2 separate regions of the Homo sapiens genome follow, and region 1 is linked to region 2. Evidence: read pairs that join two places in POLR2A ChIA-PET (ENCODE). Cell type or tissue: OCI-LY7. All regions are shown on one strand.

The links. Peaks named below come from ENCODE experiments on the same cell type or tissue, not always from the same donor. Only the 100,000 strongest peaks of a DNase experiment are listed, where the experiment ranks them.
Region 1: POLR2A ChIA-PET joins it to region 2 with 5 read pairs; 4 of 35 experiments call an interaction of 5 or more read pairs at or near these places.

Annotation. Positions count from the first base shown.
Region 1 is chr2:224,724,915-224,729,914 of GRCh38, forward strand. No RefSeq gene overlaps it. Among named protein-coding and RNA genes, the nearest start is that of CCDC195, 11 kb to the left of the region's middle. In OCI-LY7, no CTCF peak of the experiment used is centred here; no DNase peak of the experiment used is centred here.
Region 2 is chr2:224,676,322-224,681,321 of GRCh38, forward strand. It overlaps LOC105373910 (a long non-coding RNA gene), which reads left to right and starts at 2,275. Exons shown (of 3, transcript XR_923956.2): 1 at 2,275-2,425. In OCI-LY7, no CTCF peak of the experiment used is centred here; a DNase peak (open chromatin) is centred at 2,282; H3K4me3 peaks cover 1,114 bases; H3K27ac peaks cover 1,634 bases.

The sequences.
Region 1 (5,000 bases), 49 kb after region 2:
GGTCTCGATCTCCTGACCTCGTGATCTGCCCGCCTCGGCCTCCCAAAGTGCTGGGATTACAGGTGTGTGCCACCACACCTGGCTAATTTTTTGTATTTTTAGTAGAGACGGAGTTTCATCATGTTGGCCAGGCTGGTCTCGAACTCCTGACCTCAGGTAATCCATCTGCCTCAGCCTCCCAAAGTGCTGGGATTACAGGTGTGAACCACCACACCTGGCCAGTAGTTCTATTTTTAGTGCTTTGAGAAACCTCTGTATGTTTTCTGTGATGGCTCTACTACTTTACATTTCCACTAGCAGTGGACCAGTGTTCCCCTTTCTCTGCATCCTTGCTAGCTTTTTTTTTTTTAATAGCCATTCTAAGTGGGGTGAGAGAGTATCTCATTGTGGTTAATTCACATTTCCCTTGTATACCTGCTGGCCATTTGTATGTCATCTTCTGGGAAATGTCTATTCAGGTCTTTTGCCCATTTTTAAATTAGATTATTTATTTATTTGCTACTGAGGTGTTTGCTTTCCCTGTATATGCTGGTTATTAATCTCTTTTTGGATGGATAATTTGCAAATATTTTTCCCATTCTGTAGGTTGTCTCTTCATTTTTAGCTTGATGTAATCCTATTTACCTATTTTGGCTTTTGTTGCCTGTGCTTTTGAGGTCTTGCCCAGAAAACTTTGCCCAAACCACTGTTCTGAAGTGTTTCCCAGTGTTTTCTTCTAGTCATTTCATGGTTTCAGGCCTTACATTTAAGTCTTTAATCCATTTTAATTTGATTTTTGTATATGGTGAAAGATGGGGATGTAGTGTTACTCTTCTGCGTATGGTTATCCAGTTTCCCCAATGCCATTTATTATAGAGGCTGTCTTTTCCCCAATGCATGTTCCTGGCATCTTTGTTGAAAATGGGTTGTCTCTAAGTGTGTGAATTTATTTCTCGGTTTTCTGTGCTGTTCCATTGGTCTATGTGTCTGTTTTGATGCCAATATCATGCTGTTTTGTCTACTATAGCCTTGTAGTATAATATGAGATCAGGTAGTGTGATGCCTCCAGTTTTGTTCTTTTTGCTCAAGATTGAGATTGCTTTAAGCTATTCGAGGTCTTCTGTAATTTTATACAAATTTTGCAATTGTTTTTCTTATTTCGGTGGGGAATGTCATTGGTATTTTGATAGGGATTGCACTGAATCTGTAGATTGCTTTGGGTAGTATGGACATTTTAACAATATTGATTCTTCCAACCAGTGGGCATGGAATATCTGTCCATTTTTTGCGTCCATTTCCATTTCATTCATCAGTGTTTTGTAGTTTTCCTTGTAGAGATATTTCACTTCTTGGTTAAATTGATTTCTAGGTATTTTATTTTCATTGTAGCTATTGTAGATGGGATTGATTTCTTTTTCAGGTTGATCACTATTGGCATATATAAATGCTACTGAATTTTGTATGTTAATTTTGTATCCTGCAATTTTACTGAATTTATTATCAGTTGTAAGAGTTTTTTGGTAGAGCTATTAGGATTTTTGAAACATAAGATCATGTCATCTGCAAACAAAGATAATTTGACTTTTTCCTTGCCAACTTAGATGCCTTTTTTAAAAAAAAAACTTCTCTTGCCTAATTGCTCTTGTTAGGACTTTAATACTGTTTTGAATAAAAGATAAAAGTGGTGATAGAGGTCATCCTTGTCTTGTTCCAGATTTTAGTGGAAGGCTTTCAATTTTTCCCCATTCAGTATGTTAGCTGTGGGTTTGTCATACATGGCTTTCATCATGCTGAGCTATGCTCCTTACATACCCAATTTGTTGAGGGTTTTTTATCGTGAAAGGATGTTGAATTTTATTGAATGCTTTTTCAGCATCTATTGAAAAGATCATGTGGGTTTTGTCTTTGAATCTGTTAATGTGATGTATCATGTTTATTGATTTGCATATGTTGAACCATCCTTGCATCTCTGGGATGAATCTCACTTAATCATGGTAAATGATCTTTTTAGTGTTGATATATTTTGTATATCTGTCCCTGAACAAATCTCATGTTGAATTGTAATCCCTAATGCTAAAGATGGGGCCTGGTGGGAGGTGTTTGGATCATGGGGGTGGATCCCTCATGGTTTCATACTGTCTTTGCAATAGTGAGTTCTTGTGAGATCTTGTCATTTAAAGGTTTGTGGCATCTCCTCCACCACTTTCTCTCTCCCATTGCTCCTGTTCCCACCATGTGAAACACCTGCTTCCACATCACCTTCTGCCTTGAGTTAAAGCTCCCTGAGGCCTCCCCAGGAGCTGAGCAGATGCCAGCACCATGTTTGCACAGCCTGCAGAACTGTCAGCCAATTAAATATCATTTATTTATAAATTACGCAGCCTCCAATATTTCTTTATAGCAATGCAGGAATGGCTTAATACAAAAGCATTATTGAATTCTGTTTGCTAGTATTTCATTTAGGATTTTTGCATCTATGTTCATCAAGGATATTGGTCTGTAGTTTTCTTTTTTTTGCGTCTTTGCTTGGTTTTGGTATAAGGGTAATGCTGGCCTCATAGAATGAATTTGAAAGTATTCCTGCCTCTTTGATATTTTGAAATCATTTGAGTAGAATTGGTATTAGTTCTTTTATAAGTGTTTGGTAGAATTCAACAGGGAATCCATCAGGTCTTTTCTTTGATTGAGATTCTTTATTACTGCTTCCCTTTACTTGTTATCGTTATTGTTATTACTGCTTCCCTTTACTTGCTATTGTTATGTTTAGGTTTTCAGTTTCTTCATGGTTCAATCTTGGTAGGTTGTATTTGCCTAGAAATGTATCTACTTCCTGTAGGTTTTCCAATTTGTTGGAGCATAGTTGCTCATAGTATTTCTAATGATTATTTGTACTTCTGTGATACCAGTTGTAATGTTTCCTTTTTCATCGCTGATTTTTAAAATGTGGGCTTCTTTTTTCCTTGGTGTAGCTTACGGTTTGTTGATTTTGTTTAGGACTGTTAGAACTCAGAAAGCTTATCACTCACAAGCTTTGGAAAGATTTCTTAAGGATATATTGTAGCAAGTGAAAATTGAATCAGAGAAAGCATAAGGCCTAAGATATAAGAAACTGATAGGTAAATGAGCCTTTAAAGGGTAGAATTATCTTATTAATCTTTGATATATAATATAGAAGAAAATTTATAGTAACTTTTCTGGAGCTAAATTTCCATAGCTTATAATATAAAATACTGTTGAAATAGTAAAGTGATAAAGTGATAAATTTCCTTTATTTGCTAAGGAAATGTATAGATATTGATTCATTTAATATAATTATAGAAGAATACAGATTTAGATAAGTCTGTTAAAAATGTAAAGGATAGTACTAGAAAAAGAGAAATAGAATGCATGTCTTCTGAACCACTAGAGATAAAAATTGATACCACCACAAACAAAATACTTGCTGATAAACAGAAAATATAAAATAACCAAAAAGGAATAGATGTAAACATATAAACATTACCCTTATTATGAATGGATTAGTTTCATAGAGGTACTTGGATTGGGGTTTTTGTGTGGGGTACTATAATTTTGCTAAATGTTGGCTGCAATAGCAGCATTAGTATACACAAAATGACAATGGAAGAAAAGGAAATCTTGTGCCAGTCCTTCTAGTTCAATATAGCAGACTGAACATATGCTTTATTTCCATTCCCTCTCAAAACCCCACTACAGAGAAGGAAAAAGGAAGCATGGCTCCAGAAGAACAAAGAAGACACAATGGCAATAAATTTTTGAAGCTAGAAATTAGACACAAAAGTGGTAACTCACTTGGCAGCTCATGGAAAGCACACATAGGAAGCAAGATTGAAAGCCTGGATAGTGTCCTTGAAATAGCTAATTCATCATGCAGAACCTGAGATTTTGGAAACATCAGGTGATGATCAATGTGCAGATATGGGAAGGTCCAAAACAAGGAGAATTGGTTGAAGCAGTTAGATCTCTAGATGCCCTCTTCACCCCACATAGACAATCAACTACCTGAGCATTAATATAAAACAGGAGATTTATTTTCCGGAGGGGATGAAGCAAAGGGACTCTGAACTGGGAACACCAAGTTGAAAGTGTGAATCCTATACTGAAAACAGGATTAAGTGATGAAGTGATGCTCTTCCTGCTAATGATGAAAATGCTAGAACCAGTTTTGGCCAAACAGGTTTATAATCCTCTTTTTTTTTTTTCAGATGGAGTCTCGCTCTGTCACCCAGGCTGGAGTGCAGTGGTGCGATCTTGGCTTACTGCTCCGCCTCCCGGGTTCGCGCCATTCTCCTGCCTCAGCCTCTGAAGTAGCTGGGACTACAAGTGCCCACCACAATGCCTGGCTAACTTTTGTATTTTTAGTAGAGATGGGGTTTCACCATGTTAGCCAGGACGGTCTCGATCTCCTGACCTCGTGATCTGCCCGCCTCAGCCTCCCAAAGTGCTGGGACTACAGGCGTGAGCCACCGCGCCCGGCCTAGGTTTATAATCCTTAGTGATTCTCTCTGATTTCTGGGACACTGACCAGCCCAATAAGAAAGATCTATAGATACTGTCAGTGGATAGCTCCCTAAGTTAATGCCCACTCTGGTCTGGTCACTCAACAATGAAGCCCAGTAATAGAAAGGTGTTCTATTTCTTGCATACATACGTGTATACACATTTGCACATTCACTTAGTTTAATGTCAACTAGTAGTGCCTCACTTTGAGTATGGATGGGTAGTAAATCATTAACAAATTGAGGAAATCATCTAACATAACAGACAAAGGCCAAAACAAACAGAAAAAAGTACTTGTAGGAAACAGAGATAATGTAAGAAGAAAATTCAAACAAGTAACTATAATTAGTATTCCTGGAAACTATGTGAAGATTAGTGTTAATGAAACAAAAACAGAATGCACATAAAAAGAGAACCTTTAGAGAAATAAGGAGCCTCTAGAAATTAAAAATAAGGTGGCAGAAATGTATGGGTCACATTTTCTGAAGATAGTTAATATATGC
Region 2 (5,000 bases):
AACTGTGGAACAAAGAGGTCAAGACACTCATCACAGGTAACATAGCTAGGGAGTAGCAGAGGCAGGATTGAAGTCTGGTAATGATTCCAGACTTTAGGAGTACAACTAAAGTTTCATTCCTCTTTATATGAGAAAGAATATTTAAACGCTGCCCTCAATGAGCCTAGCATTGTTTAATGGCTTAATAGACAGTAACTCTTTCAATCCTCAGAACAACCTTCTGAGGTAGGTATTACTGTCATTACCATTTTACAGAAGAGAAAAGCTATGTTCTCTATGTTTACAGAAGAGAAAAGCAATAAAAAGGAGAAACTGAGTTAGGCTCCAGGAAGTCTCACTCCAGAGGCCACACTCTTAACCACTAAATTACCTATGTTGGTTGTATTACTAAATAAAGTGTAGGGAACAGTTTTGACTTTTTAATGGATATTTTTTAAATGAAAAGACAACACGTATAAAAGAAAGTGTAAAAGGCTGGGCGCGGTGGCTTACGCCTGTAATCCCAGCCCTTTGGGAGGCTGAGGCAGGCAGATCGCTTGAGCCCAGGAGTTGGAGCCCATCCTGGCCAACATGGTGAAACCCCATCTCTACTAAAAATTACAAAAATTAGCCAGGCGTGGTGGCGTATGTTTGTAATCCCAGCTGCTTGGGAGGCTGAGGCACGAGAATCTCTTGAGCCCAGGAGGCAGAGGTTGCAGTGAGCCGAGATGGCGCCACTTCACTCCAGCCTGGGTGATGGAGCGAGACTCTGTTTCAAAAAAGAAAAAAAAAAAAAAGAAGGTGTAAAAATCAAGAGTGGACAGATTGATGACTTATCAAAGTGGACAAATCCATGAGCACTGCTCTGGTCAAGCAGTAGAACGTTATAGAGGCCAGCAGCCCACCCCATGCCCCTCCTAGTCACTGCCCCTCCCTCCTGCTCACAGGTAATCACTCTCCCGACTTCTAAAACTGTAGCCGAGTTTTGTCTGTTTTTGACTTACTATAAATGGAAAGATAAAATTTGCCTTTTTTTTTTTTTTTTGAGACGGCGTCTGGCTTTGCCACCCAGGCTGGAGTGAGTGGCACGATCTCGGCTCACTGCAGGCTCCGCCTCCTGGGTTCCCATCATTCTCCTGCCTCAGCCTCCGGAGTAGCTGGTACTACAGGCGCCCATCACCACGCCCAGCTAATTTTTTGTATTTTTAGTAGAGATGGGGTTTCACAATGTTAGACAGGATGGTCTCGATCTGCTGACCTCGTGGCCTCCCAAGTGATGGGATTACAGGCGTGAGCCACCACGCCCGGGCCAAAATTTTCCTTTTTTTAGGACAAAAGTGTGTCCTGTCTGCGCGCGGTGGCTCACGCCTGTAATCCCAGCACTTTGGGAGGCCGAGGCAGGTGGATCACGAGGTCACGAGGTCGAGACCATCCTGGCTAACATGGTGAAACCCCATCTCTACTAAAAAAGAAAAATACAAAAAATGAGCCGGGCATGGTGGCGGGCGCCTGTAGTCCCAGCTACTCGGGAGGCTGAGGCAGGAGAATGGCGTGAACCCCGGAGGCGGAGCTTGCAGTGAGCCGAGATTGTGCCACTGCACTCCAGCCTGGGAGACAGAACCAGACTCCGTCTCAAAAAAAAAAAAAAAAAAAAAAAAAAAAAAAAAAAAAGAAAGTGTATCCTAATTTGGAACACATGGGTCATTCAGTGGGAATTAGAACAACCTAGTGGAAATTGCCTCTAAATGCTGAGGAGAAACCACTGTGCCCGTGCAGTGTACTATAGGGCTGAGCTTGGAATAAACTTCCCTGGATTTGCCAGTGACAGGTGGTACAGTCAGCCTGGAAAATAAATGAAAATGAGGTAAAAATGAAATTTTGAAGGAGGCATCTCGAGAATGCATGAACAGAACTGGAAAAAAATGCCACATGGAATTAATAATGTGGGAAAATGAGAGGTTAACTCTCTACCAAGGACAAATTGTAATGGGCAATTGCAAGGTAAGACATTTATGGAAAGATCACTTGTTTACTTGTGATGTTTGGGAAGTGAGGAACCATTTGGAGTGGCTCTGTCTTTTATCCATTTGCAGAAACCACAGGGGTAAGCTCTTAAAAGCCAATAATATGAAAGAGAAACTATATAATATAGCATGGCTTACGTGATGCAATAAAAAAGATTAAGGGGTTGCACAAGCTTGCAATTGTCAGTTAATCACTAGCTGCATGAGTGATGAAAGGGACTTTATAATCCAACGCCTGCAGTTTATAGAGACCCAGCCTTGTTAAGTGAACAGAGGCACAGTTAACCAGGGCACGCCCTGAGAAGGGACAGGGTTGGGGCTACAGCCTTGGTATTGGGAAGGTTCAGTTCTTCACCCTATATTGAACTTTCTTATGAGGTCAAGATGTGTAGATGAAGGTTCTGGTCTGAGATCTTAAAAAGGTAAGCTAAAATCTTATTCTGGGGTGATTTTGCCTACTATTTATTCTCCCTCGTGAAAGATCAAGGGGCCCTGGTAGTAGGAAAATAGCTTCTGTGGGTTTGGGGATGGGATGACTACTTGCACCTGGAATGTAAATTATTCTTCCATTTCCCTGTAGACTTTACTCTCGGTTCTTTGAAAATTGCCTCCATCTCACCCTTCAACCTTTCCTAAAACTGGACCTAATTTTTCTCCATTTAGCACTTAATGGATTTTTTTCCTCAAAACTTATTACAGTAGTATTTGTGTGTGTGTGTGTGTGTGTGTGTGTGTGTGTTTATAGACAGAGTCTCACTCTGTCACCCAGGATGGAGTGCAGTGGCACAATCTTGGCTCATTGCAAACTCTGCCTTCCAGGTTCAAGTGATTCTCGGGCCTCAAGCAATTCTCGTGCTTCAGCCTCCTGAGTAGCTGGGATTACAGGCATGTGCTAAAACACCTGGCTAACGTTTTTGTATTTTTAGTAGAGATGGGGTTTCACCATGTTGCCCAGGCTGGTCTCAAATTCCTGGCCTCAAGGGATCCACCCACCTTGGCCTCCCAAAGTGCTGGGATTGCAGGCATGAGTCACCGTGCCCAGTATTTATGTGTTTTTTGTTTGTTTGTTTCTGTTTGTTTTTAAATCTCTTGCTTCGTTAGGAAATCTCTTTGTCTGTGTCCCCAGCTATACTCTAAAATCCAGCCAGTCAGGGACCAGTCTGTCCAGTTCACTGCAGTAATCCCTGTGTGGCTGCAGCACTTCACCCATAGTGAGTGCTAAATTAAGATTTCCTGGGGCCAGGCACAGTGACTCACGTGTGTAATTCTAGCATTTTGGAAGGCCAAGGTGGGAGGATCACTTGAGCCCAGGAGTTCAAGACCAGCTTGGGCAACAAAGTGAGACGCCTTCTCTACAAAAAAATTTAAAAATTAGCTGGGTGTGATGGTGCACACCTGTAGTCCCAGCTACTTGAGAGGCTGAGGTGGGTGGATCTCTTGAGCCTAGGAGGTTGAGGCTGCAGTTAGCTATGGTAACTCCACAGCACACCAGCTTGCGTGGCAGAGCAAGATCCTGCCTTGAAAAAAAAAAAAAAAAAGATTTCCTGAATAAATGAAATGGCCTTTCTGAAAAGGATAGGTGACCACCGTATGTCCCTGAATGTCTGGCTCTAGTACAGGCAAATTGCTGTTAAAATAAGGCTGTAGGCCAGGCGTGGTGGCTCACTCCTGTAATCCCAGCACTTTGGGAGGCTGAGGAGGGTGGATCACCTGAGGTCGGGAGTTCAAGACCAGTCTGGCCAACATGGTGAAACCCCGTCTCTACAAAAATACAGAAATTAGCCGGGCATGATGGCGGGTGCGTGTAATCCCAGCTACTCAGGAGGCTGAGGTGGGATAATTGCTTGAACCTGGGAGGCAGAGGTTGCAGTGAGCCGAGATCGCGCTGTTGCACTCCAGCCTGGGTGACAGAGCAAGATTCTGTCTCAAAAATGAATGAATGAATCAATAAATAAATAAATAAATAAATAAGGCTGTAACATACATTTGGGCTTTCAAAAGCTATGTTTCTATTGTATCAGCAGTTTTGAGTATTCTTGGTACTTTTAGCTATCTGTATATGGCCCCTCAGTTTGGAAAGCAAGAGAAGCTGTGGAGGATAACACACCTGAGTCCTCTCATTGAATCCTTCTTAAAATCTGTCTAGTCCCAAAAGTGTAGGTTCTTCCAATGTGTTCAAAATCTGGCATGTTTTGCTGAGTGGATTCATCTTGGGGAAACTTAGTGGTCCACTTCAGTGGAATTTTGTTTGTATTTCCCGGGATTTTGTTTTTATTTTTTGAATCAAAGTGAACTTGAGATGCCTCTAGAGCTTCCTCACTGGCCTGGAAATTCTCGGGGACACATGCAATTATTGAGGATCCTCCAACCTAGAGTCAGTCTGCAATTAGATCTTCTATAGCAGATATCATCAAGCCCAGAGAGCCCTGTGCTCTCTCCTCCTTGTCCAGACCAATGTGTGGAGAATGGAGGAAGAATTATTTTAAGATGGATACATGTATGGCCATGATTTTTGTGGCTTGGGAGGCAGCATCAAATAGTGGCTAGTTCCACAGGAGTCAGACTGCCTGAATTCAAACCCTGTCTGTGTTACTTAGTGTCAGTATGACTTTGGGAAAGTGATTGCTGTGATCAGAATGTTTGTGTCTCCCTCTAAATTATTATTATTTTTTTAAGACAGAGTCTCGCTCTTGTTGCCCAGGCTGGAGTGCTGGAGTGCAATGGCACAATCCAGGCTCACTATAACCTCCACCTCCTGGGTTCAAGTGATTCTCCTGCCTCAGCCTACCGAGTAGCTGGGACTGCCCACCACCACACCCAGCGAATTTTTGTATTTTCAGTAGAGACAAGGTTTCCCCATGTTGGCCAGGCTGGTCTTGAACTCCTGACCTCAGGTGATCCACCCGCCTCGGCCTCCCAAAGTGCTGGGATTACAGGCATGAGCCACCATGTCTGGCCCCCTCTAAATTCATATATTGAAATCCTAACCCCCAAAGT